3 separate regions of the Homo sapiens genome follow, and regions 2 and 3 are each linked to region 1. The links are chromatin contacts, found by Hi-C or POLR2A ChIA-PET in ENCODE. All regions are on one chromosome and are shown on one strand. Each heading gives the region's core, a stretch centred on a gene start or an enhancer-like site at or near the end of the contact. The rest is flanking DNA. Distances are from core to core; before and after follow the strand shown.

Region 1 (4,294 bases), core at 1,101-3,600:
GTCTGTGGTCCCAGCTTCCCAGCTTCTCGGGAGGCTAAGGCAGGAGGAGCTGGAGAGGTTGAGGTTACAGTGAGGCATGATTGCACCACTACACTCCAGCCTGGGCAACAGAGCGAGAACCTGTCTCAAAAGAAAAAAAAAAGGGAAAAGGATTATGGAAATAGAATGGGCAGGGCCATGGTGATTGACTAGAGGTGCGCATTGAGGAATAGGGACATTCAAGTAACCAGACCTGTAGGTTTCTGGCTAGGAGAGCAGTGGAACAGCTACTGAGATGGGAGCATGAGAAGGGGGAGGATAATGTTGGGTATGATTGATTTGAGGTCCCTGTGGGACATTCAACTCAAGATGACAAATAAGCAGTTGAATAAAGGTTAGGAAGGGAGACTTCACTGTGTGGATCAACTGCATGTAGATGGTAACCAAAGCTCTGAGCAGCACCAACATTTCAGAGTGGGCAGAGGAAAGACAACATGGCTAGAGCAAAACCAGGCGAATGTGGCACTATGAAAGCTGGGAGAAGAATGTTTCACAAAGGAGAGAATGGTCAACTGTATGAAGTCTTTTAGAGAAGCAGTGAAATGAGATCTGAAGATTGTCCATAGGACAACATGAAGATCATTGGTGACCTTAGAGCCTTTGAAGGTGCAGTGATAGAGAGAAGCCAAATTAGAATGAGTTGTGGAGTGAGTAGGAGGTAAGGTTGTGGAGAAAGCGAGTGCAGACAATTTGAATAAATGTAGCTAAACAAGTCACTAGTGGGAGGGTAAATAGGTAAAATCATAAATTAAACACACACATAGCTTTTACCCCAACAATTCTACTTCCAAGAAATCAGCCTACAAATATACTCCATATGTGCACAAAGACCTACAGAAAGGATGTTTACTACACCATTTTATAAACAGCTACAATGTTAATCAATAGGGGGCTGGTTAAATTAATATAACACATCCACACAATATAACACACACAGGGTATTACGTGGCCATTAAAAATACCATGGTAGGCTGGGCGCAGTGGCTGACACCTGTAATCCCAGCACTCTGGGAGGCCAAGGCAGGTGATCACCTGAGGTCAAGTGTTCGAGACCAGCCTGGCCAACATGGCGAAACTCCCTCTCTACCAAAAATACAAAAATTAACTGGGCATGGTGCAGGTGCCTGTAATCCCAGCTATTCTGGAAGCTGAGGCAGGAGAATCACTTGAACCCCGGAGGCGGAGGATGCAATTAGCCGAGATCGTGCCATTGCCTGGGCGACAGAGCAAGACTTCTGTTTAAAAAAAAAAAAAATCATGGTAGGGCCGGGCACGGTGGCTCAGCCTGTAATCCCAGCACTTTGGGAGGCCAAGGCAGGCAGATCACCTGAGGCCACGAGTTCCAGACCAGCCTGGCCAACATGGCAGAAACCCCCATCTCTACTAAAAAGACAAAAATTAGCCCAGCGTGGTGGCGCATGCCTGTAATCCCAGCTACATGGGTGGCTGAGACACGAGAATCGCTTGAACCCAGTGGTGTGCCACTGCACTCCAGTCTGGGCAACAGAACCAGACTCCATTTAAAAAAAAAAAAAAAGTACATATGGTAAATATTATGTGTATTTTACCAAAACAAGTTTTTATTTTTAAGGCACAATCTTGCCCTGTCGTCCAGGCTGGAGTGCAGTGGCGCGATCACAGCTCACTGCAGCCTTAACCTCCCCCAGCTCGGGCGATCCTCCCACCTCAACCTCCCGAGTAGCTGGGACCACAGGCCTGCGCCACTACGCCCGGCTAATTTTTGTATTTTTGTAGAGACGGGGTTTCACCATGTTGGCCAGGCGGATCTCGAACTCGTGATTTCAAGTGATCCGCCCGCCTCGGCCTCCCAAAGCGCTGGGATTACAGGCGTGAGTCACCGCACCTAGCCGAAAAAGAATTTTTTAAAGTCACCATCTCTACGAGGTTTTTCTGGGCCACCCCCCGGTAAAATGTCAAGCCCTCGACGAGCCGGGAGAGAGTCGGAATCCTGTGGGGGAGGCAGGGGCGTGTCCAGAAAGGCGGGAGCTTCCGGAACCGCTTAGAGCTAAGGGAGCTCGGAGCGGGGGCCGGGGCCGAGGGCGGAGCAGGGTGGGGAAGGGGCGGGTCCAGAAAGACGGGAGCTTCCGAGGCCGCCTCCACAGGAAGGGAAAGGGGCGGGAGCTTGGAGGGGGCGGGTCCAGAATGGCGGGAGCTTCCGGGGCCGCCGCCTCTGGAAGGAAAAGGGGAGGGAACGTAGAGGGGGAGGGAACGTAGAGGGGGCGGGACCAGGAACGAGAGCGCGTGGGTTTCTGGGGTGTCCGCCGGCGCCCCCTGGGATTGGGGAGAGAGGGAAGGGCTGAGGCTCACGGTTTCGGAGTAAGGGGAGCGGCCCGGCGAGCCGCCGCGCCTGGGTTAAGAGCTGCAGGAGGAACGTGGCTTCACGAGTTCGGCTCCTCGGCCATCCACAGCCCGGGCCTCCGCCTCTGCTGACCTGGCGGCTGTAGAAGGCAGAAGAGGCCTGAAACCTGCAGCAGGAGCACCACCCTGCCCCGCGGCCCCGCGCGCCCTCCAGTGGCGTCATCCCATCCGCTTTGATCTCGACTGGCGCGCCTACCCTCGGCAGCGGCACCCCTTGGGAGCGCAATCGCGGGCAGACTCCGAGGACCCATCTTGCGAAAGTTCTGCGAGGTCCTGACTTTAAGGGAACAGGGGTCGTACTTGGGCCATGGCCGGAAGGGAGATCCAACATCCATGACGACGTCTACCCCCCAGCCTGCCCCTTCAGAGCCCAGTCTGTGCCTTGCGTCAAAGTCAAGCAAGGGCTCTTGTAGGGCACCGAGCCCCAGCCAAAATCACCCTTTTCTTTCAGATAGCCCCCACTTACCCCCAGAAACCTTACTCTCTCCCTCGGGAGCAGGTGGGAAGTGAAAGGCCGGGGGGGCTGTTTCTGCTCTGCTTGTCTGTACCTGTGGCCCTTGAGTGGAAAACCCCGCCGCTGGACCAAAGACCTGGAGGCTCCAGGATTGCCCACTTGGGACCCTGACTATGAAGGGTCAAGATAGCCCATTCTGCCCCAGCACTCAGAGCCCTATTACCAAGGCCCCTACTCCAAGAATCCACCATCAAAACCGGGGCCCTGCCAGTGCCTTCCCAGTGTTCAGGCCTAGGGAAGAATAGCCCCATTATGCCTGTTACTCCTGATCCTTCTGCAGTCTCTCTCTTTGTGACCCCATGGCCTTTGCTGCTATGTCTGCCCTGGCCCCACAGAGTGCCAGGTCAGAGCCACCCTGGCCTACATAGCAGGGCCCCGGTTCACAGGCTAAAACCTGGGCCTCCTGCCAGGCTGCAACTCCCAGCTGCACACCGCAACCTGAGACATCTCAGCATATTCTAGGAACTAGTAATGGGGACGCTTCCGACTCGCTGGGGAAGGGAGATGAGGGCCTCTAGCTCTCCATGCCCAGTCTCTCATCATCAAAGTCATTTAAGGCCCCAGCGACCCCAGGGTTCAGCAGCATCCTGTTCATCATGAGCAGAGGGGTGACTGAATAGAATGGGAGGCAGGTGTGGCCTGAGCAGTTCCCAACCTGAATTTTCCTTTGAGCTTGGTGATTTGGGGCGGGGGATTGAGATATTTTCCTTTCACTTGTGGGAAATCTTGGGGCCCCACAAATCACTAAGCTGAAGGGAAAAGTCAAGCTGGGAACTACTCAGGGCAAACCTGCCTCCCATTTTATTCAGTCACTCCTCTGCTCGCTGAGATAGACACATACCTGATTGCCTCCTTTGGAGAGGCTTGTCAGAAACAAAATAATGCAACCATTTGTCTCTCAGCTACCTGCGACCTGGAAGCCCCCTCCCCACTTCGAGTTGTCCCCGCCTTTCTGGACGGAACCAACGTACTTCTTACATATATCGATTGATGTCTCATGTCTCCTTAAAATGTATGAAAACAAACTGTGCCCTGACCACCTTGGGCACATGTCGCCAGGACTCCCTGAGGCTGTGTCACGGGCACGCATCTTCAACCTTGGCAAAATAAAGTTTCTGAATTAACTGAGACCTGTCTCAAATTTTCAGGGTTCACATTTTGGTAATCATTGAGGGATTCTGAGTGGAGATGCCCCTGACTTTTGACAAATCTCCCATTGGTGCATGGTACCAGCATGAGCTAACTTTATGGCTCAAACCAATAGGACAATTTGCTGAGGTCTGAGAGTACCCCGTCCAGAGAATCCCTGATCTCCCAAAATTTAGTCAAGATCTAAAGTTTATTTTGCTGTACAACTCCTCT
Region 2 (4,294 bases), core at 1,254-3,753, 940 kb after region 1:
CTTTTTAGGATTTCTCCTGTAACTTTTTGGTTGCTCTGCCTGCCTCAAACTCTGTTCCCTGACCTGCCTCAAACTCTGTTTCCTGACACCTCAAGGTAGTAAAGCTGTGTCTTCCCACCAGAGTTCCCACACAGGTAGTAACTCTGTGTCACCCAAGAGTTCCTTGCAGATTGGGGAATGCCCTAAGTAAGAGGCCACAGCTTTTCTAATCTCACCAGTTGCAGTTGTTCTTTAAGGGTAGGTAGACTTCCTTCTGGAGCCTGCTTAAATTTGGCCACTGTCCAGTGCCCTGGAATAATTGGTTTTTCAAAATATTTTTTTCCCTAGAGTTTGTAATTGTTATTTGTGGGAGGGTTAATCTGACTACATTTATTTGCTATTACTGGAAACTAGAACCAGAAATATTTATTTATTATTTTTGAAATGGAGTCTCGCTCTGTCGTTCCGGCTGGAGTGCAGTGGTGCGATCTCGGCTCACTGCAACCTCCCCTCCTGAGTTCAAGCGACTCTCCTGCCTCAGCCTCATGAGTAGCTGGGATTACAGGCGCCTGCCACCACGCCCGTCTAATTTTTGTGCTTTTAGTAGAGACGGGGTTTCACCATGTTGGCCAGGCTGTTCTCGAACTCCTGACCTAAAGTGATCCGCTGGCCACAGCCTCCCAACCGATTAATACTTAATTAAAACGATATTTCTCTCCAGAATTCTTTTTTTTTTTTTTTGGGACGGAGTCTCGCTCTATCGCCCAGGCTGGAGTGCAGTGGCACGATCTTAGCTCACTGCAAGCTCCGCCTCCCGGGTTCACGCCATTCTCCTGCCTCAGCCTCCCGAGTAGCTGGGACTACAGGCGCCCGCCAACGCTCCCGGCTAATTTTTTGTATTTTTAGTAGAGACGGGGTTTCACGTGTTAGCCAGGATGGTCTCGATCTCCTGACCTTGTGATCCGCCCGTCTCGGCCTCCCAAAGTGCTGGGATTACAGGCGTAAGCCACCGCGCCCGGCCCAGAATTCTTTGTTTTGAGATAGGGTCTTGCTCTGTCGTCCAGGTTGGAGTGCAGTGGCGCGATCTTGGCTCACTGCAGCTTGACCTTCCAGGCTCAAGCGATGCTTCCAAGCTCAGCGTCTGCAATAGCTAGGACTACAGCTGTGCACCACCATGCCTGGCTAATTTTTTTGTAGATATGGGGTTTCTCCGTGTTGCCCAGGCTGATCTGGAAGTCCTGGGCTCAAGCAATCCTCCTGCCTCGGCCTCCCAAAGTGCTGGAATTACAGGTGTGAGCCACCATGCCTGACCTCAGAATTCTTGATAACCCTGTGAGGATGGCTTAAGCTATACTCAGGTGTGTGACCTTGTACAAGTTACTAGCCTATCTAGGCCTGTTTCCTCACTTACAAAATGGGGACAAAAATAAACCTACCTCATAGTCATGAGCATTACATGAACTGTTATATCTTAGAAGCTCAGAAATGCCTGGTGGTAAATGCTATAAATACACCCTTATCATTATTAGTGAGTACCTAGGTTGTGCATGCCACTGTTGGGTGCTTTACGCACATTAATTTACTTGTCAGAATAGCCATGGGGGGGAGGTACTATTATAATGCCACTTTAGATATGAAGAAACTGACGTTTTGAGAGATTGGATGATTAAATCTCTGACTCCAAACACAACGCTTCCTCCAACGCGGTTTGGCCTTGGAGAGGAAGGCAGCTTCTTTCAAGACACCCCTGAGCGAGAAAGTCGCGTCATCCGGGGGCTCCCATTGCCCGAGCCCGCCACGTGGCAGTCTGGGCCGAATGCCTCTCCCCACTTTCTGGGTGGGCGAGGCCTGACTCCAACCCCGGCCCTCCGCTCTAGACCTGGTACCACTGTAGATTCAATCCAAACTCCCAGAAATGTGCCGCCTTTCATAATCCCCAGCTGTCCACTACAGGTGGTAACTCCCCTGCTGCTCAATGTGGCGTAAATCTTCCCTTCCATAGCTGCGGGACCACAGCTCACCGACCTGGGACAAACACCCGAGACGGGCCGAATTCCAGCTCGCAGGTAGTAATTCCGCCCCTCCCCTCCCCGCTCCGTCGCGTCCAGTCCAGCTCTTCTAGCCCTGCCCCGCTCCTCTAGCCCAACCGCTCCCCACTGTTGGCCCCGCCCCTCCCCGCCCCGTCCAGCTCTTCTCGCCCCGCCCCGCTCTTCTCGCCCAACTGCTCCTCGCTGTTGGCCCCGCCCCTCCCCCGCCACCCCCGCCCCCGCCCCGCCCCTCTCTTCTCGCCCAACCGCCCACCTCTGTTGGCCCCGCCCTCCCATCTAAGTCACGCCTCCTAGTAGGTCAATTTAGCTTCTCCAGCTCCAGAGCCCAGACTCCTCATTGGGCGCAGCACTATTCCCGCCTCTTCCTTGGGTCGCGAGCGCCGAACTCATCGAACGCAGCCAATGGGTGATACGACGGCAGCGCGGCGGGAGGTTCGATTGACCCGGTCTTGGCGGGTCGGTGAGTCTTGGCGGCTGTTAACGCGCGCTTTGGGAACAGGAAGGTTGAGAGAGAGGTGCTGGGGTCTGCGTCTATCTCTGTCGCTCTTTTCAGCCCCTCCTGGTATTCCCCTCCTAACCTGGGTTTTTTACACGCCCGCGTGGCTTCCTGCTCGACCTCCCTGAGTCTGATCCTGGTTTCCACCTCCAGCCCTGGGAAATTTCCTTTCTCCAGACTCGCCCTCCCCACCCGGGCCTCGGACTTTCACCCCAGCTTCTCTCTCCTGGCCAGTGATTACCCACCCCCAATCCCACCCCGCCCCGCCGCGCAACTACCTCCTCCCTTCACCCGGACTGGGACCATCATCCCCACTCCACTCCGCCCAGTCTGGGACTCCACCTGCCTCCTCCCCAATCCCACACTAATCTCTGCTTGGTCTCTTCCTCTTTGGCCTAATCTCTCGTCTCGGCTTATTGGGGACGGCCACTCTCACAGTTTGGTTCCAAACACCAGTTCCTGGATGGATTCCCGCCATCCATGCCCCCTCTTTAATTAGCCGGTCCTCTCAATAATGTAGCAGCCCCCTCTACAGATTAGACCCTGGTCCTACACTCTTAGCCGCTGCCTGCTTTTGACCTTTGGCTCATGGGTACTTGACGTTTTAAACTCCTAGGCCCAGGATGGTAAGTGTGGGCCTAGGGGAGACTGGGAATAGCCCTGGGTCAGGGTCTAGTAGGCCTAGGCTGCAGGATCCTTGCAGGCACTGTTTCTGTTCTCCCTTTACAGAGGAGGAGCTTGGCTCCCAGCCAGCTGGCCAAGAGAAAACCTGAAGGCAGGTCCTGTGATGATGAAGACTGGCAACCTGGCCTAGTGGTGAGCACTCAAGGGGACAGGGAAGGTGGGTAGAGCTGTTTGGACAGAAAAGAAGCCAGGATTTGGTTTCTAGGGTTACATAGCCAATTCCAGATGCCTCTTTTGTATGTTCAATAAACTTTTAGTGAGTACTTACTATGTGCCAGGCATTGAACAAGATTAGTAAAATCTTTATCCTCAGGGTAGTCACTAGAAGCTAATATAGCCTCAGTTTTCCTGGTGGGAAAAGATAAGCAAAAGAGCCAGTTGGATTGGACCTTTTGACTCTGCTTGGAAAAAAGGGCTACACAACAGCAATTAGCAGCTGGCTCTTTTGCTCTTTGTCCCCTGCCCAGTGTCACAGAACAGTAGAGTGTTCTGGGCCTACCTTGGAGTCCTGGGCTCACTTGGGCCTAGATCTGACAGGTTGTGTCCTTCCAGTCCTTGCTCATACTCAAGTACAGTATATTCTACTTTAGGTTGGGCCCTGGGCTCTGCTTCCTGTTTTGGAGGCTTGTTGGGGCTGGCTGTGGGCAGGACCTATGTAAACCAAAATAAATAGGACAGTGCAGCATGGACTTCAGAGAATAAGAGCAGTTCAAGAAGTGGGGGCTTGGCCACTGGAACTTTGAAGGAAGGGATCAGCTACGCAAGGACTAGAAGGCACTTTTTGGCAGGAGCAGTGTGTGAATAAGGTGTGGGGTAGGGGTGCTGGTGTTTGTTTCAGGTGTGTCTTACAGGATCACTGAGGCTTCAAATATCCTGGCAAGCTGGTACAAGTGTGTTCTTGCCTAATGGCTTGATGGGGCTTGCTCAATAGTTGTACCGTGGTGTGCAAGGGGCTTCTCTACCTGTGAAGGAGGCACATTGGCTGACCCTTGCCATGTACATGGGTCTCAGACTTGAACTTGGGGCAGCATTCTCTGCATCTGGGTCTGCTGTCAGTTGCTGGTTGCTTCTGAAGATGCTTTTAGTG
Region 3 (4,294 bases), core at 548-3,047, 670 kb before region 1:
ATCTGTGGGCTCTTGGGGTCTCCATGTGGTCTCAGCAGCTTCTTCCCTTCTGACCACTGCTCTCTCCTTTTGCTTTCACTCTCACTCATTCCCTCCTTGGGCTCCAGCGGAAAACTATTGGGAAGAGGCCCAGGTCTTTGACCTCTAAATTGGTTTGCTTCAAAGGAGCCCTAGAGCTGAGGGCCCACTTGGCACACCACAGCTGGGGCTAGAGCTGTGCCTTCGTTGCAGACTGTGGGGAGCAGGTGGGGATGGCCTGGGCCCAGCATGATCCTGCTCTGCTCTTCACAGAGGGAAGGCTCCTGCATGGCTGAGGATGATGCTGTGGACATCGAGCATGAGAACAACAACCGCTTTGAGGAGTATGAGTGGTGTGGACAGAAGCGGATACGGGCCACCACTCTCCTGGAAGGTGGCTTCCGAGGTACAAGCAGCTGACACGTAGACATTGGCACTCTGGTGCCAGGCCTCTGCTGGGTATCCATCTGCTGGAAGCCAAGAGGCCGAGGCTGGTGGCTGGTCATCCATCCGTTCCACCACGTGGGGACTGCTGCTGGTGGGGCTCCTTTGTGACCGTGCTGCCTGCCTGTGATGTGCATATTAAAATGGATGTATTTGGGTGGGGAAATGGAATTGTGAGGCTGCAAGCTAGGAGTGACGAAGGGGGGCTCTCAGCTTCGGGTGATGCATTGAAGGTGACAGCCAAGCCGCGTTAGCACCTGCATAAAATATTAAAGGGACGGTTATGCATTTATCACTCCATCCCTCTTAAGGCTGATAAATGAGAATCCAGCAACCTGCTGTACACCTCCAGCACTGGGGGCCCTGAGGGCTTCCAGGCAAACACATTGGATTTTCCTCCTCCTCCTCTTCAGCCCTATGTCAGGGAAATCAGTTACAGAGGAGAGTGAGTTATGGCAAAATTTGACCTCCCATGAGCTTCATTGGTGAATCTAATTTTAGCTCTGATCCCATCCCTTCTCCCTGGGCGCCCTCTGCCCTGAAGCAAGAGGGGCCTGGGCCCAGCTGCTCCCTCCTTCCCTTGGGCTCTCCCCAGTTGCTACAAAGGAGTGTGCAGGGCCCTGCCCATCTCCAGTGCCCTCCCAGCTCCTTGGAAGAGCAAGGCTTGACACCCCCCACCAGGTCAGACAGCAGAATTGGTTGGGTGCCCAGGGTTAGTGACTTGTTAAACTCCCCAGCCTTGGGCAGGGGAAAAGGGGAGCTGTCTGCCTCTTGGCCTCCAGCTCTTCTCTCTTTCTGTGCACAAGCACAGCTGGTACTGCAGCTTGTGGTCATTAAGTGAGCCAATCTGCTTCCCGTCTGCCTCTCTCTCTGGGCAACACCTTTGGGAATACTGCTGTGTATGGTCCCTGGGGAATCTCACAGCAGCTGGGAAGAAGTTCTCTGCCTTCGTGGGGCCGTGCTACCTGGGCAGATGCTGAGGAGTGGTCTCTGCAGGGCCGTCCAGTGCAGACTGGTTCCACGAAGGGGCTAAGAGCCCAGATGAGACATTATGCCTCTGGGCGTCTCTCACATTACCCAGGTGTTTGGGGGCAAGCCAAAACATAAATCAGGAAGGTTAGTCAGACCAAACAGTCTCCCTGAGCCGGAGCTGGAGAGTGTTAGTTTGCCATTTCACTCATCCCGTACTGGAGCCTTCGAGTATCTGAGGCCCTAGAAGAGTGAGCAGCAGGGCTGACGACTGTCCCATGAGTTGGACACATGGGTGTCCGATGGCAGCCACACAGGGTCAGTTTCAACGTGCTGCTCTGGTTAGCTCTGTTGGCAGCTGCAACTGCTCACATCCTCCATTGCTGTGGCACCTTCTTAGGTTCCTTGGCACAGACCTGGACCTGATGGCTTCTGGGCACCAGACAGGGCTTATGGAGGATAAAGCTGCAAAGGGCCTGCTGATTTGACAAGAGTATTTCCCCTGTGCCGGGATGCACTTGCACAGCAGTGTGAGGGGCTCTTAGGCCCCGGGCGGGTATCCGTTTTCCCTGAGTGTTTACACTGTGAGGTTGTTCCTTTCAAGAATTCCTGAGGGGAGTTCAAAGGGGGCTTTTCTTTGAGCGATTTGGAGAGCGAGAATGAGAGTGAGACTTGAAGAGGGAACAGGGGCCGGAGGTGCCTTTATCTGCAGAGAATTGCTCCAGCTTTCCTGATAGAAGCTGCTGCCGCCTCTTAAACAGCTTAGTGCAGTCAAAAGACAGGCAGACTTGAAAGGCTGTTTTACAGCGAGATCAGCGGGGGCCACGAGGCAGAGAGCGGGGCGCAGTGGAGCGGAGGAGGCTGAGGCTCCTCAGTGGGGGGGCTATCAAAGGGAGGCCCTGGCTGATCCCTACTGCCTCTGCCCCCAAAACCCTGTCTGCAAAAGCTGGCCATCTGTCAGCCTACCCTCCCTGGCCAGGACTGATAGGCCCTAACTCTTGGGGGGTTGGGTGTGGCCTCGCCAGGCGGGCTGGTGTCAGTGCAGCGCATTGATCGCCCGCCGGGCGGGCCGGGCTGCAAGCCGGGCAGCGCGTGCTTAATGTGATTGAAAGGCAGTTAAAATGGCGGTGACCTTTTCAGGAGGAATTAGATTGCCTGCCAAGACCGGTTAGAGGGAGTGATAACGCCAGCTGAAGAAGCTGCCCAGCAGACTTCAGAGAGAAGGAGGCAGAGGCAGGATGAGCAGGCGAGTGGCGAGGCCCATTTAAACTGCGCTGTGCGTGCTGACAGAACAGAGATTGCTGTCGTTGTTAGATATGAAAGAAGTGAAGAATTGCAGATAAGTTCCTGTATCCGATCACCCCCATCCCTCCTCCCAGAGTAGGGCCTCTTCTTCATCCTCAGCAAAGCTTCCCACCAGGCCCCTGGAGGTTGGTCTGATGGATCAGATCGGTTACCTCAAATGTAATCTGCTGTGGGAAGCAGTGAACGGGCAAGAGTTTCGGTGGAGACACTTGGCTGAGGGCAACAGGCCTTAGAGATGGGGACCTGTGGTTACTGAGGAGGAGCTCCAGATATCTCAGGCCTGGGAGTACTCGGATTGATATTTTAGGACAAAATAAAGAAGCAGACAGAGCAGGTGAGCACTGAGGTAGGTCCCACTGGAAACAGATTTTTGAAAAGACTAAAGGAAATAGGTATTACTTCAAGAAAGTAAGTTGGAAGGAATTTTTGCTGCCTAGGAGGCACTCTGACCTTCCCAATTCTAGAAGAAATACTTAAGCTGTGTGTCTAAGTTGTTGATTGTCCTTTCAGAACCATAGATTTTCTAACCTGCTACTGCTCTTTACATAAAGGACAGCACACAGAGCCTAGTGCGCCACCAACATTCCACTAAAAGAGATCCGCAGTTAGGGAGAAAAGATGTTTTTCTTGGGTACCATGCCAAACCTGGGCAGAGCAAGGGGCTTCTAGGCTAGAGAAGCAGACTACAGGGGAACCTAACTATACAGCCCTTAAGACAAGCCTGCTTCCACCTGTAGTCTAAGGAGGTGTGTGACTAAGGAGCCATGCCTTTCCTCTCCTGTCCTCCATCCAGCTCCTGGATCCTGGAGAAGAGACCTATAGTGGTGAACCATGGTCCCTCCTGTGTGTTGGTTGCCAGTGAGAGTTCACCCAACTGCATTGGGGAGCCCAGAGCTCCTCACATCTGGAAGGGACATGCTGGAAAGAGGACATGGGAATGATTGGTTTCAAATAAGGTGGCAATGATGTGGGCACAAGAGTGGTGAGATGGAGAAATTTCCCAGGAAGCTTCACAGGAAATGGAAGCCTGCAGCTGTATCTTTAAGCCCTGGCGGTGACTGCGTTGCTAAAATCCAGCATGAAGCCCCTCTGAACCAAACAGGAGGAGTGGGTAGGGAAAAGAAGGGTGTTAAGACAGTCAGCAGTGCAGGGTCTTTGTCCTGCTCAGGTCCTGGCCTGAAGCGTTTCTTATCTTTCATGAGTTCCTTACATTTAAGCCGGTTCCAAGTAGCTGGATGAGAAGTCATGAAGCAAACAGGCAGAGCAGCTGTGGCACAAATCTTTTCTCTTCTTTTCTTTTCTTTTCCTTTTTATTTATTTATTTTTGAGACAGAGTCTCACTTTTTCACCCAGGCTGGAGGCTAGAGTGCAGTGGCACGATTTCGGCTCACTGCAACCTCCACCTCCTGGGTTCGAGAGATTCTCCTGCCTCAGCCTCCCGAGTAGCTGGGATTACAGGCATGTGCCACTACAACCAGCTAATTTTTGTATTTTTAGTAGAGACGGGGTTTCACCATGTTGGCCAGGCTGGTCTTGAACTCCTGACCTCAGGTGATCC

The links. A loop is a pair of places that touch in the nucleus more often than their neighbours do. ChIA-PET counts read pairs that join two places held with the same protein, here RNA polymerase II (POLR2A). Pooled maps may share reads with other maps.
Region 2: a loop to region 1 is called in a map of CD4-positive, alpha-beta memory T cell, with 12 times the contacts of the local background. The contact joins the promoter of RAD54L here to the promoter of LINC01144 in region 1. A Hi-C loop is called at or near these places in 2 of 168 maps with a recorded cell type or tissue (CD4-positive, alpha-beta memory T cell and naive thymus-derived CD4-positive, alpha-beta T cell), 4 of 37 single-sample maps with no recorded cell type and 11 of 50 pooled maps. POLR2A ChIA-PET finds 5 or more read pairs at or near these places in 5 of 52 experiments (A673, H1, HepG2 and 2 more).
Region 3: a map with no recorded cell type shows a loop between it and region 1 (3-fold over the local background). The contact joins the enhancer-like site here to the promoter of LINC01144 in region 1. A Hi-C loop is called at or near these places in 2 of 168 maps with a recorded cell type or tissue (ascending aorta and naive thymus-derived CD4-positive, alpha-beta T cell), 1 of 37 single-sample maps with no recorded cell type and 10 of 50 pooled maps. POLR2A ChIA-PET finds 5 or more read pairs at or near these places in 8 of 52 experiments (B cell, CD4-positive, alpha-beta T cell, CD4-positive, alpha-beta memory T cell and 5 more).

Annotation. Positions count from the first base shown.
Region 1 is chr1:45,301,560-45,305,853 of GRCh38, forward strand. It overlaps LINC01144 (long intergenic non-protein coding RNA 1144), which reads left to right and starts at 2,351. Exons shown (of 1, transcript NR_024270.1): 1 at 2,351-4,060. It overlaps LOC105378691 (a long non-coding RNA gene), which reads right to left and starts at 2,187. Exons shown (of 3, transcript XR_947287.4): 1 at 1,933-2,187. RefSeq lists enhancers at 1,924-1,983, 2,444-2,683 and a silencer at 2,074-2,253.
Region 2 is chr1:46,245,260-46,249,553 of GRCh38, forward strand. It overlaps RAD54L (RAD54 like), which reads left to right and starts at 2,504. Exons shown (of 18, transcript NM_003579.4): 1 at 2,504-3,149; 2 at 3,253-3,339. The coding sequence starts at 3,147. RefSeq lists a silencer at 2,065-2,324.
Region 3 is chr1:44,635,739-44,640,032 of GRCh38, forward strand. RNF220 (ring finger protein 220) reads left to right here. Exons shown (of 15, transcript NM_018150.4): 8 at 292-424. LOC107984950 (a long non-coding RNA gene) reads right to left here. Exons shown (of 2, transcript XR_001738031.2): 2 at 1-719. Among named protein-coding and RNA genes, the nearest start is that of SNORD145, 33 kb to the right of the region's middle. Within about 2 kb of position 1,798, at least 4 of the 41 ENCODE cell types and tissues checked have a DNase peak (open chromatin) inside an H3K27ac peak, as active enhancers do.